Linked DNA regions of Homo sapiens: region 1 is linked to region 2. The links are chromatin loops, found by intact Hi-C in ENCODE. Cell type or tissue: breast epithelium. All regions are shown on one strand. Links, peaks and the distances in the headings refer to the core of each region. The heading gives the core; the rest is flanking DNA.

Evidence for each region. A loop is a pair of places that touch in the nucleus more often than their neighbours do. Peaks named below come from ENCODE experiments on the same cell type or tissue, not always from the same donor. Only the 100,000 strongest peaks of a DNase experiment are listed, where the experiment ranks them.
Region 1: a loop joins it to region 2, with 10 times the contacts of the local background. A loop is called at or near these places in 1 of 110 quality-filtered maps.

What each region holds. Positions count from the first base shown.
Region 1 is chr15:89,363,270-89,370,339 of GRCh38, forward strand. All of the region lies in intron 1 of MIR9-3HG (MIR9-3 host gene), which reads left to right. MIR9-3 (microRNA 9-3) reads left to right here and starts at 4,748; the gene lies at 4,748-4,837. RefSeq lists enhancers at 4,355-4,968, 6,778-7,070. In breast epithelium, for the core only: no CTCF peak of the experiment used is centred there; no DNase peak of the experiment used is centred there; H3K4me3 peaks cover 1,209 bases; H3K27me3 peaks cover 5,000 bases.
Region 2 is chr15:89,511,758-89,518,827 of GRCh38, forward strand. The region is part of intron 1 of LINC00928 (long intergenic non-protein coding RNA 928); the gene reads right to left. Among named protein-coding and RNA genes, the nearest start is that of LINC00928, 8.7 kb to the right of the region's middle. In breast epithelium, for the core only: no CTCF peak of the experiment used is centred there; a DNase peak (open chromatin) is centred at 3,254; H3K27me3 peaks cover 417 bases.

The DNA.
Region 1 (7,070 bases), core at 1,445-6,444, 150 kb before region 2:
CGTTTTTCCCCCTCTGAAATGGGAAGTTGTTGGGAAATCCTATTCACTCTGCTCCCCACTCCGTGCCCCAGAACAGGCCTCTTTGATCTGTCTGTGGGCGTCTCTGCAGCCTCCTCCAGCCTAGGCTCCACTGAGCTGGAGAAGAATATGGGCAGCGGTGGAGGTTGAGTCAAGTGAGGGGCTTCTTTGGAAGAAGGGTTGGTGGGGGAGTTGGTCCAGTTTGGACCCGTCAGAGCAGGGAGGTAACAGAAGCTGGGAGAACTTCCAGGGTCAGATCACAGAAGCAGTACTGGAGTCCAGAAAAACACACTGAATCTTTGTGGCTGGGCAGAAATCGAGGTGCTGGGCCTAAAGGGAGCCCCCTTTTGTGTCCCCATATCCTGGAGGAGGGGGATTCTTAAGCCATGGAGGGGAAGAGGATGGAGTTTGAGGGTCTACCTTTCAATCAAGGAACAGTGGCCAGAGGTTAGGCTAAGTGGGCACTGAGATGGGGGCATCATACAGGGTCCACCTCAGGACTTCCATTAGCAGTATCTGCTGCTGGAGACCCCAGGGAAGGGGTAGTCCTTTGTCCAGGCCTTTTCAGGAGGGGTGTTTTCAGGTTCCTGCCCAGTTTAGGCCTCCCCAGAGCCCACACCTCAGCTGCTGAGGAGAGAGGCTGGATGTGGGAGCCAGAGAGAGCATTACCGCTCGACTGACCACGTGTACATGAAGGTGGGTGTGCAGGCTCTGGGACCTCCTGGGTGCAGGGAGCTGGGTCCATCTGAGCTGGCCCAATGCTGGGTCTCTCAGCTAGCAGTCCTGCCGGCCTCCAGACAATAGGGAGATCAGCTTAATCAAAGCTTGGGCCTGAGGAAGGAACAAGGGAGGGAGGGGGCAGTGGGGTGAGGGCACCCTGGACTTAGCCTAGATTGTGGCTGGAGACACTGTCTCCTAATTAAGAACCCGTGGGACTCAGGAAAGGAGCACTAGCTCCAGGCTGAATTGCAGGCTGGGTGGCTGCATCTGCCTGGAGTAGCGCCTGGGGAGTTCCATTGGCCTCTGGCTCCCAGCCTCTAGATCAGGGCAAGTCTGGTCTCAGTAGAAGGGTGCCTGCGCAGGGCTGTTGGCTAGGGTCAGAACTGTCCCCCTCTCCTGCCACTTAACCACTTAATTTGCTATGTCCTGAAATAGAAGGCACACTCCTGTGGGTTGTTAGGTCCCCCGCGCTGAGTTGTGTAACTACCAATAGGAAACAGGAACTTGGGCCAAAGCCAGCTTGGAGTCCAAGCAGCTGCCACTGCCAATGGGTACAAGAGTGTACACGTGTACATGCATGGGCAAGGTACCAGCCACCTGTCTTAGGCTGGCTGCTAGACGGAGGGCCAAGTGTGTGAGGGGGTATTGTGCAGATTTGGTGAGTTGAGGGAGTGCAGGATATGCATGTGGTTGCAGCAGGAATGGGCATCTCCGTTGATCTGGATATGGGAGTTTCATGGCCCAGGGGCTCTCTTTCCTCAGTGGAGGTTTGAATACGAAAAATTGAGTCCCAGGCCCTCCGTGGAGGCACCTAGTCGCTGAGGCTTTCTTTTTCTCTGGCTGTTAGCTTCTCCTGGTAGCTGCAGGTGCCCCTGGAGCCTGGGTTTAGGACTGAGGGGGCGAGGTGGAAGAAGTTCAGGGCAAGCGGGGAGGTGGAGAGACAGGCCTGGCAGGCAGCTCTCAGCACCATGGCCAGGGCCCAACAACTGCCACCGGTGCTTTGGCCTGGGTGCCCAGTGGCCAGCCAGACCCAGTACCTGATCTTCTGAAACTTTAGGGACTGTGCTGGGGCTGAAGGCCAAGGCTAGGGGCTTGGTGTGGGGAAAGCTCATGGAACCCAGACACAGCCTGAATTGCAGGCAAAGGGGCAATCTGGGTCAATGCTGGTGGCTGGTCAGGTTCTCCCCACTTGGTCTCTGAATTGGCCTGCCCAGCAGTCTGCCAGCCTCAGCTGGCAGTGCCCAGCCCACACAATGCGCTTCTGCCTGGTGTCGACCTGGATGGCTTCCCGGGCTCCTGTTAAGCTGTGTGTGGAAGCCGGCTGCCAACCCACGGAGACTGCAGCTGCCTTGACCCACCGGAACAGCCTCCTCTCAGCAGCCTATGGCCTTGAGGCTCGGTCTTTCTGTGGCCTTCTTCCTGGGAGTGGGGCTACAGTGAGATGGAGGAGGCACTGATTCTGGGGCCGGTCTCACTCAAGCAGGGTGTGGGAGCCTCCCCCTGGTCAGCCTCACCTGCTCCCAAGAAGGGACTCGATTTCCCAAAAAGACAGTAGAGATGTGGCTCTGATGACAGTGGCCTCCTGCATCTGAACTGAATCGAAATCAGGCTTTTAATTCTTTCTCCCAAAGCCCCAACCCGCCCTAGGCTTGCAGGCCGGCCTCCGCGCGCGGTTACCGCGAGTCTCGCTGAGGAGCCATTTTGTGCAGCATCCTGCTTAAATCACACTCCGAGGGGCTCGTTCCTCGCTCCCTCTTCCCCCTCGCTTCCTCTCTTTCTTCCCTCTCTCTCAGGTGAAACATGCTTCTGGGCCCCTCCCTGCCTCCGCAGCCCCACCCTTCCCACCCCTGGGTGGCCCGGAAAGGACTAGGGCTCAGAAGGCCGCCCACACACACATCAAGAAGGGAAGAGGGTGCAGGTTCCTGGAGCTGCAGGAGGAGGGGAAGCAAGGGGCGCCTCCCAATTATGGAAATTCATGGAATTAACTGTCTCGGGCCCAAATTCAGAGCTTCCTTCCTGAACCGTGGCTGGCCTCTCTGTTCCTCTGCTGGTTCAGCTGTCCAGCCCTTGTTCACCTTCTGGAAAAAGGAATGTGTCTGCGAAGTGGGATTTCGAGGGAAACATGTACATAGCAGATTTGGTTGGTCACAAGCTGGCTGGGATGAGAGCAGGATGTCACCTGCTTCGGATTTAGAGATGGGATGAAATTAGAACAAACCACAGACAAGCAATGGGGAAAGAGGCATTTGACAAAATCCAGAACTTGACAAAATCCACATGTGTCATTTTTAGGGGAGTGTATGGAAGGAAGAGATTTTTAGTAAAATCATGAAATCTTTTCCAAACCATCCACTTTTGGCCCCTTCTTTCCAACCCATCCTGCAAGGGTTTTACCTGGCTCAGAGTGGCCCAGTGCCCCAGACCCCACTAAAATGAATCTGCACGGGTACCTCCACCTAACCCCACAGTGCTCACTGTAGACAGCAGCAGTGAGAGTCTCTGTGACTCCCGTGTATTGACTGCTGGAATCTGGGAATCCACTTGCCCAGTCCCACATAAAATCTCTCCCTAGCTGTTGAGCTTAAGATTTTTCTGGGGGTATCTAGGAGCAAAGATATTGCATTTTTCATACTGAATCCTTTGCATCTTGGGGATGGCTGACAGGCGGAGGTGAATCATAGGGCTCAAGGCTGGAGGGTAGCCACAGCAGCAAGGAAGAAGGGGGTGATGGCTGGCATGAGCACGAAGTGGTACCCATAGGCCACTCACATCTGGAAGGCTGCAATGGTACCACCAATTCAGCTGCCAGCTCAGTTTAGGGGTGATTCCGGGAGACCCAAGGTGGCAGTCCCTTTCCACTGTTGCGGCTACTTGGAGTGAGTAGCCAGGTGTGTGCTGAGAGCTGAAGAAGGAGAGTGGAGGCATGGCTTTGTGCTTTAATTTTTGGTGAAATATGAATTTAACCAGGAGCCAAGAGAGAGCCTAGGACTTCTCCAAGGTGCTTGGCACAATCGGTTTTACACTCCTAGTGTGTCTAGGAACCGAGAGAGAGAAGGGACCTAGCAGCTTGGTACTCAGGGCCCAGGCCAGGGCCTCGCCCAAGTGGAGCATAGCTGAGGAACCTCTGAGTGCCAGGTGTTATGGGTGGGACACCGACCTGCGCTCACCGGGACACTTAATTCTTCCTCCAATCCCTGGTCTCTGCCGCGTGGGCTAGATCTACTGCAAGTGCTGGGCATGGGGAAAGGAAGAGAGAAGTTAAAGGTGAAATGGCTTCTGCTCTCGGCCTCTCCGTGAGCGCTCTCGGCCCTCCTGTGGAGATCGCCACGTCCTATCACACGCGTCCCTAAACCTTGTCACTCGAGCATTCTTGTCTCCCAAACTCTGATGGTCCGCAGTGGGTACTGGGCTCCCTGGGCCCTGGGAGGAAGACGGAGGAGTTTGGGTGAAAGATCAGACGGTGCGCAGCCCTGAGGCTTCTGAGGGCAGAGGGTGCGCTTCCTTGCCCTCGGGGCGGGGAAGCCGTGAACGCCGAGGCCATTGTAAGGCTGGGTGGTGCGGAGCGCGGGAAGGGGGCTGGGATTTGAATGGGAGCCTGTGATTGGCCGATCCCTGGACTGACGTCACTTCCCCGCGGGGCGATTAGCCTGCGAGAGGAGGGCCGGCGGTCCAGTGCGCTGGGGGCGGCCGGGGCGCTCGAGGCTCTCTAAGCGCTCCGCGCGGGTGCCCTACGTGAGCCCCGGGACGCCGTCGAGGCAGGCCGGCAGCGCCGGTGCCAGGACGCACGGAACGGGGAGCAGGGGAGAAATGCGCCGGGAGGGCGAGGGAGGAAGGGAACTGGGCGGGGGCTGCGGGCCTAGGTGGCGGGAGTCAGCGTGTGCGTGTGTCTGTCCATCCCCTCTGGCTCTCCGCGTGCGCCCCAGGATCCGGGCACGGCGTCCGCTCAGGCTCCCGCGCTCGGCAGGCAGCAGCACGTGGAGCCCACGGCGCGGCAGCGGCACTGGCTAAGGGAGGCCCGTTTCTCTCTTTGGTTATCTAGCTGTATGAGTGCCACAGAGCCGTCATAAAGCTAGATAACCGAAAGTAGAAATGATTCTCACAACTTCTGCGTGCGAGCGCCCGCCCCACCGACCGCCCCGGCCCGGCCCGCAAGAGCCAGAGGAGCCGAGAGGAGCCCAGCGCCGGCCCAGCGGACTCCAGCTCGACGGAGCGGCCGCGCCCCGACCAGGTACCTGACCTCGGCTCTCTCTCTGGGGACACTTGCAGTGCCAGCTTTCCCCCAGTCCTCCTCTTTCCTGGTCCCCCACCCCTATCCCCCAGCGCCGGAGCAGGAACCCCAAAGTGGAGCGGGCCGGGGAGAGGGAGGGGGTTGGGGTTGCAGAGGGGTCGCTGGAAGGGGAAGGCGCCAGCCTTCGCCTTCACCCCATAAATCAGGCTGGAACAATCCGCTCCCGGAGCCGTGGACGGGGATTTTGGGATGCAAATGCGATGGGAGAGAGACAGCGGTCGGTAGGGGGTGGGTGGAGGGAGTGAATGGGGTGGGCTGGGGGCTGCCCTGCCGCTAACAATGCGGCCTTTATCGAATTATTCGACGAGTCAGCCCCTGAGCGCCATTAGCATACGGCTGGGGGGTTGCCGGAGCTTCGCCCCTCGGTGAGGTCAAGTTCTTGATAATTTGATCACTTTTCACGGGCTCTGGCAGCTGCCTTTGTGTGCAGTTGGGGGGTCTGTGTGCAGCGTGAAGCGGAGCAGAACTGGCGGGGAGTGCGCTCAATGGCAAGGGGCCAGGGCAGGGGCCTCCCTCCCCGACGGGTCGGCCCTGCCCTGCATACAAACCAAGAGCCGGCGGGTGGGCGGGAGGAACCGAGCTCAGTCTCCCGCTACCTCTACGCCAGCCCCGACCGGGCTGCTCCTGCCCAAGCCTCCCCAACTTCCCGCGAGGTTAAGGTGCAGGCAAGCTCCCAGAGCTCCCCCTCCTCCCTGCCCCAAGAAGTCACGACATAAGATGTATTACAATGTCTAGCAAATAAAAAAGCAATTGGGGGAAATCTGAATTCGTTCCCATGGCAACCCAATGCAGCACACCCGGCCACTCAGGCTCCCAGCCCCTCTTAACTGGGCTCAGGGAGTGGGGCTTGCCCCTGCTCAGTGCGTGGGGGTCCCGGCCCCACACAGTGCTAGGGTCCCTCTCGAGTTTCTCATCTGCCTTCAGGTCACTTTCCACCCTGATGCCTTGGCTTGTCCTGAAGCTCAGGGCCCCTGTAGCTTGGGAAACCTCCCAAGCTCCCCAGCGAGTGGCTGTAGACCAAGGAAGGGACCCTGCCCGGCTTCAGGGAAGAAAGGAAGAAAGGTAGGCTCAGACTCCCCGATTGGTAGGGGGGCTTTCTAAGTATATGGGTATGTGAGTGCTATGATAGACAGGCTGAAAGGAACTGGCACCACCACCCAGCCCTGACCCCCATCCCCTCACCCTTTTACATGAGAGGAAACAGATCTGGGGATCTGAAGTGACTCCCTAAGGGTCACACAGCTCAGAAGGCAGAGCTGGACCCCAGGCCACCTTACGTACATCTTGGCTCACTTCACTCCCTGGAGCCTCTCCCTTAGTGATTTTCACGGCCCCTCTTCTCCCAGCCTTTGCCCAGCCCTCTTGTAAAAATAGAAATATTTTTTCCATCTTCACTCCTGCAAACCTTTTTTGTTCTTTGCCTAACAAAATTATTTTGAATATAGGGTATATATGTAAATGGTGAAAATTCAAACAGTACAAAAGGAAAACCCCTTGGCTCTGGGGAGGAGAACTGTGTGGCTGAGGTGGATGGTAGAGGGAGACTTTTCACTGTATACCTTTGGAATTGTGAACCCTGTGAGTGTGTTAGCATTCACAGTAAAATTAAATAAAAAATACACACAAAAGACCAGGCAGGGAAAGTCAGCTGCCCTCCTACTTTGGTCCCCGGTTCTCCTCAGAGATAATCATGGGCAGAAGGTTTTCTGAATCCCTTTGTACCCCACCTCCATTTTGAAAGGCCAGTTTCCCTTTTTTTCTGACAGGAGGCTGGTGAAGGGTGACTAGAGTGTTTCGGGATTCACGAGGCTATGGGCTGCATCCCTTGGGCCGTCCCTCCCTTCCCAATGCACCTGGGAGCCTGTGTGCTGATGGTGACCTCATTTCGGAGGAAACCGGAGCAGCACTTCCTGCCCCCTTGCCCTGCACTCCCTGCCTTCCTCCCTCACCGGCCAACGGGTGTGGGCAAACCCTGGGCCCCGGGCTTCGATCTTCCCCTCCCACCACCCCTACCCGTTTGCTGTGTTGCAAGAACTAGTCCTTC
Region 2 (7,070 bases), core at 721-5,720:
GGGAAAAAAGGAACTCTGACCCCTTCTTCACACCATACACATTAATTCAAGATAAATCATAGACTTCAATGTGAAAAGTAAACCAATAAAGCTCCTAGAAGCAAACAGAGTAGGGTGGGGGGCGGTCTCCATGACCAAGCAAAGATCTTTTAAGCTGGACATAAAAGGCACTTACTATAAATTTTTAAAAATTTTAAGTTAGACTTCATTAAAACAAAACGCTCTTTTAATCAAAAGATTAAGAAGAGGACAAGAGATTTTCCCAATGCATATATCTGACAAAGGACTCATATCCTGAATATATAAAGGTTTCCTACAAATCAATAAGAAAAAGGCAACCAAACCAACAAACATTGGGGGCAAAAGACTTGAATAAGCATTTTACAAAAGAGGGTGCCTAAAGGGCCAGTAAGCACCTGAAAAGGCACTCAACACCATTAGTTGTCAGGGAAATGCAAAATAAAATCTCAATGAGATTCTATGATACTCTCATCAGAATGGCTTAAAATGGTAAAGACGGACAATGCCAAGAGTTGTTGAGGAGGTGGAGGAGATAAAGCTCTCATACATTACTGGTGGGAAAATAAACTGGTAAAAGCCAACATACCCCTATCCTAATTCCCAGCAATTCCACTCCCATACATCTATCCAGGACATGGCAGGTGCTGTAGTTTACCCAGTGTGCAGGACATAAGGAGGGATGTTGTTGCAGAGAATTTAGGACAGTAATAAAAATGGCTAAGTCAGTTTGCTTTTTATTATCTATTAATGCATAACAAATCACTTCAAAATGCAGTGGCTTTAAACAGCAATAATCTTTTTTAAAAAAAACGGTCATAATTTTTGTGGATTTGGAAGTGTCAGGGCTGGGCAGCTCTTGTTTGAGATCTCTCATGTAGTTGCAGTCATGTGTCATCTAAGGGCTTGATTGGGGCTGGGGGTCTACTTCTAGGGTAGGTCACTCACATGGCTGGAAAATGAATGCTAGCTATTGTCCAGGGGCTCAGTATCTTTCCCTGGGGTCCTGTTTATGGAGCTGCTCGAGTGTCCTCATGGTCTGGTGGCTGGCTTACCCTGGAACGAGCCATTCAGGAGAGCAAGGTGGAAACTACAAGCCTTCACCTTGGAAATCATCTGCTGAGACTTCTACTGTAATCCAGTGATCAAGGCCAGCCCTGATTCAACGTGAGAGGGGGCCGAGAAGTGTGTGAATGCCAGAAGCAAGGATCCCAAGGATACATCTTGGAGGCTGGCTACAAAAGATGGTGTCTTATTAAGCCCTGTATCCTTAGCCACTTGCAGAGCCACCATGGGGTGGCTCTGCAGCAATTGCTGGATGAGTACAGAGTAGAATAGAAGGATGGGGCTTGTCCACATGGCTCTCTCCTGTGAAGCAGTGCTGTGGCAGGATGTGCTCACAAGGAAGAGACGACCCACAGACTACTGCTGGCCACCCTTGCCTGGAGTGTGGTTTGTAGGGGGTGAGGGAGTTGGGGCACAGGCTGCCTTCTACCTCTAAGGACAGAGCAAAGGCCCTGAGAGGGGTCTCTGATTGTCCTGCCTCTGGACCCAACAGCCAGTTAAAGACCAGTGATATGCCCCATGGTGGCTCCCAGTCACCTCCTCTCTGGACTGAATTGATTTCGGCATGAGGGAAGACACCAGAACACGCCCTGGGCATGTGCAGGTGAAGCTGCATGCATGGGATGAATCAGAAGTTAAAGGTGCAGGGAGAGGGCAAGAGTCACATGGGTGTGCATGTCACAACTTATTTCTCCAACTCCCTACAGGAACTTAAAGTGGGTAGAGCATTGGACCTACAGAGCACTGAGGATGCACTCAAAGGGCTTTGACAGATGAACATAGAGTGGAGTAGGAGGATAGGGCTTGCCCATGTGGCCTCTCCATTGAAGGCTACCATCCACGATGACAGAATACAGGAAGGAGATAAAGGCCTGCGTAGACACGCTGACCCCAAAGTCCTTCGTGTCCCCCAACCTCAGGGTCCCTCTGTCCCTACTGGCTCTGGTGGGAGCTGCCCAGGCAGCAGTTCTGGATTCTGTTCCATCCTGGCAAGACTCCCGCCTCCGACCTTATTCCAACTCTTCCAAACCAACTTCCCCAATGGATGCTTCCTTCTGACTGTATCCAGCACTTCCCTCCAAACCATCTTTCCCTCTCCTTTGTTGAATAGAATGTATGTTTTCTTGTTTTGTTTTTGTTTCTGTTTTTTTGAGACGGAGTCTCACTCTATCGCCCAGGCTGGAGTGCAGTGGTACAATCTCGGCTCACTCCAACCTCTGCCTCCCGGGTTCAAGAGATTCTCCTGCCTCAGCCTCATGAGTGGATGAGTGGCTGGGATTACAGGCATGCGCCACCACACCCGGCTAATTTTTGTATTTTTAGTAGAGATGGGGTTTTGCCATGTTGGCCAGGCTGGTCTCGAACTCCTGGCCTCAAGTAATCTGCCCACCTCGGCCTCCCAAAGCGCTGGGATTACAGGCGTGAGCCACCACACCCCGTGAGTAGAATGTATTAAAACATTTTAAAATTACACAACAATGGATGTTTATTTGTTCTCCTTTGAATGATCTTAGTGAGCCTCCTCACCCTTGCTGCAATACTCCTATCCTGGACTCCAGCTCCCATGTCTAACTTCAAGGTTGACTCATCCCGAAACTGACCTCTCCAACGTCTATCTTCATAAGGGATACTTTTTAAAACTGTTACTAGTTATGGGATACTTTTTAAAACTGTTACTAGTTACTAGGAGAAAATTGGAGAGGGTAGTGGATTTATTCACAGAGACAATCAGTGTTCCATATGAGCTAATAATCTCTGAATTGGTCTTTAATTCAATTATAGCCCCCAAATGGCAAATGGATCTGAGTGCCCAGGGTGGTCCATGGTCGAAGCGAGAGTAATGAGAAAGATCCCAAATACTTTCTTGCTTAAAGCACACCTCACATCTTTGCTTAAAGCCCAAGGGCTTAACAATGAAGGAGGGACGGCTTTCTAGATGAACAGCTGTTCTCCTACAGAACAAGGAGACCAGTTTTTCTTCATTTTTTAAAACCTTGGGGATAAAGCAAAAGACACTGGATTGAATGCAGCAGGAAGGATCTGGATTCAAAATAAGGAAGAATTGCCAAGCTGATGGTGAGAACTAGAAAACCTGGGCATGACCTGGCAGGAGCAGTTGTGCAAGTCCCTCCAGGAAGTCCTGAGTGTGGAAACATACCCTGACTCAGCTGCATTTATGGGGTGAGCATCAGCCAGGCCCTGCTGCCATCATAGGGCCAGGTGGGCTGGGCTGCCAGGGAGGCAGTAGTGTGAGATGGCCAGGGAGCTCACCCCAGCCAACGAATGGCTTCAAGCCATTTCCTGGGCAGGACTGGTCCTGTGGAACAGGAGGGCCAGTCAGGAACCTGAAGCAGCAACCAACTTGCCCATGAGGATTGGGCTCTTATCCACTGTCTTTCCTGACCAACTCATTCTCATCCTTCAGGATTTAAGGCAGATGTCACTTCCTCCAGGAGGCCCTCCCTCAGGGCACGGAGCACACAGAGGTGGACTCTAGGACTCACCTGCTTCCCTCTCTAGTTGCAGGTCCCTTAAGGGGGACTGTGGGTGATTCGTCATTGAGTCCCTTGTGACCTCCAGGTGCTTGGGAGATGGAGAAAATGAAGGAAGGGAAGTGGAAGCAAGGGAAGGAAAGTTGAAGCAAGGAAAGAAAAGAGAAAGGGACGAGGAAGAGAGGGAAGACAGAGAAAGGAAAACTCTTGTGCCCAGAGATTGTACAGATTGTCTAAAGAGTCTCACCCCTGCTGGATGGACAGTGGCTTTATCAGCAGCAACACTATCTCAGCCTCCCGGGCAGCTAGGACTCTGGCTGCCTACACATTTTTTGCTCCATGCAGGCCCAGCTCAGGGAGAGGTACTCAGGCCCAGGCTGGTGGTGCTGAGTACCAGGACTTGGAGTTAAGGGGGCTTGCTGTGGGCACAGTTTGGCAAGTGAAGACGGACAGCTCTGGGGGCCACAAGAGAGCTGGGTAATAGAAGACTTTATGAAACCTGTATTAGATCTAGTTCTTGTTCATTTCTACTTGCTCACGTTATAATTCCAGAGCTGTGTTCTTAGAGGGAAATGTACTTTTATTGAAATGTTTTTCATAAGATGACAGTAGCCTTTCCTGATTATGAAGAAACCCTGTTGGCTGGGCATGGTGGCTCATGCATATCATCCCAGCACTTTAGGAGGCTGAGGAGGGCAGATCACCTGAGGTCAGGAGTTCAAGACCAACCTGGTCAACATGGTGAGACCTCGTCTCTACTAAATATACAAAAATTAGCTGGGCGTGGTGGCAGGCACCTGTAATCCCAGCTACTCAGGAGGCTGAGGCCGGAGAATCACTTGAACCCGGGAGGCAGAGGTTGCAGTAAGCCGAGATTGCAACACTGCACTCCAGCCTGGGTGACAGAGACAGACTCCATCTCAAAAAAAAATAAAATAAAAATAAAAAATAAAGAAAGGAACCCTGTTATAACAAATATGAAGAATACAAAAATGATTTGAAATCCTAGAGATAACCATTGTCAACATTTTGTTGTATATTGTTCTAGAATGTTTATATACTTATATTTAGGTATTCTTATATTTGCATATTAATATATTTAAATATATAAAATATTTTTTAAAAACAAAAGGTGGAATCACATTATACATAGTGTTTTATAAACTGATTTTTTCCCCACTCAGTAATGCCTTACGAACTTTTCTTACCAGTAAATAAAATTTCACATCATTATAGTGGCTGCAAATATTTTACTTAATGAAGGTAACATAATTTATTTAACCTCTTTGGCCATTTATGATTTCCCCCCAGTTTTTTACTCTTAAAAACTACTTTTGGGAAAAGTGAACCCCGGCAACATCATTAAAAACAAAAACAACTATACCACAAAAGTCAGGTGAAAAAATCAGATGTGATTTTGAACTACAGTTTTAGAAATAACTTCCTTGTAAATAATCGACTGTATTGTTAATTAAGTCAAATATTGTGGGAGAAACAGAACGGGGCATATCTGAGACTGAAATAATTGATAGTGAGGTATGGAAAAGGAAAGTTTTCATTTTGAAAGGAACACTGAGCTTTCGCTGTTTTGCAAAAATATACTTGTCTAAATATAGTTGTTTTGAACAATCTGTTGCCTGTAATCATTACCTCTACCAATCCCCTGTGGTATTGTGTCCTTTCAGGGTACGAGTGTTGGTCTGTCTATAAACACTAGAGATTTCTCCCTCTTCCAGGCATTTTGCTAGCCTCTGAGGATGGAGCAGTGAATAAAACCCACCCACACCTTATCCTCCTGGCAGTTAGCCTTAGTGGAGAGGCACAAGGGCTGCCTGTCTGGTGAATGAGATGATACTGTTAAGCACACCAGGATGCTGGAATCTCCTGCCTCTTACTGGCAGATAACCTGCCCCTCCCAGAACTTAGAGAATACTAAGTGCACAGGACATACCTGCCACCAGACCATTCAGGTACATGGTGTTTTTACTACCATTTCTGAGATCAGGCAAGTTTCAGATCTGTTTTCATGAAGCTAGAAGAGGGCTTAAAAGTCACCTTGTCCAACTGACCTGGCCTGTTGAGGCTTGAATCTTCTCTCTATAAACCTGAAAGAATTAAAAGGATCAGAATCCAGTTTAAAGTTTATTCAGGTGAAAAGGTGAAAATGATCATCCAGGAGACAAAGACTCCAGAGAAATGGGATCCGTGCTCCAAAGTTAAGAGTTAAGTTCTTGCTAATACAGGTAGAAAACAAAGAAATTTAATGGGATTACAGCATTTTCTATACAAGAGTGGTATAAGAGTTACAACAAATTAATTAGTGATAGTCTGTTTTCTTTTCTCTACAGTTTGTTTTCCTTTCTTTACAGCTGATTTTCATTTCCTCACTCAATTTAAAAGAGTATATTTAACATTCCATCTTAAGGCAATGTGATAGCCATAAAGTCTTTATGTGAGAAACGTAAGAGGGAAGTTAATCTATAATGAAGATTAACAATCAAAGGGAAGGGTCAACATAAAAAAATCAAATAAATTTCTATATATTAGTAATAAACAATTGGAATTTGAAAAAAAAATTGAAGCTTTATTTACAATAGTACCAGAAAACATGAAATACTTAGGTATAAATCTGACAAAATATGTGCAAGGTCTGTCTGCTGAAAACTATAAACTAATAAAAAAAATCAAAGAGGCCAGGTGCAGTGGCTCACACCTGTAATCCCAGCACTTTGGAAGTCCGAGGCGGGTGGATCACCTGAAGTCAGGAGTTCAAGACCAGCCTGGCCAACATGGTGAAACCCCGTCTTTACTAAAAATACAAAAAATTAGCCAGGACCGTGGTGGCTGGTACCTGTAATCCCAGCTACTTGGGAGGCTGAGGCAGGAGAATTGCTTGAACTGGGGAGGCAGAGGTTGCAGTGAACCGAGACTGCGCCACTGCACTCCAGCCTGGGCAACAGGAGCAAAACTCCATCTCAAAACAAAATAAAACAAAACAAAAACAAAACAAAACAAAACAAAAACAAAGAAAACCTTAAAAAAAAGAAGAGGCATACCATGTTCACGGATTGGAAAATTCAATATTGCTAAGATATAAATTCTTCCCACACTGATTTAGATTCAATGCAATTCTAATAAAAATTCCAGCAGAATTTTTTTTTTTTTTGTAAAAGTAGACAAGCTGCCAGGCGTGGTGGCTCACACCTGTAATCCCAGTACTTTGGGAGGTCGAGGCGGGTGGATCACAAGGTCAGGAGATCGAGACCATCCTGGCCAACATGGTGAAACCCTGTCTCTACTAAAAATGAATACAAAAATTAGCCGGGCATGGTGTCGTGTGCTTGTAATACCAGCTACTCGGGAGGCTGAGGCAGGAAAATCGCTTGAACCCGGCAGGCAGAGGTTGCAGTGAGCCGAGATCACGCCGTTGCACTCCAGCCTGGGTGACAGAGAGAGATTCTGTCTCAAAAAACAAACAACAACAACAAAAAAAAG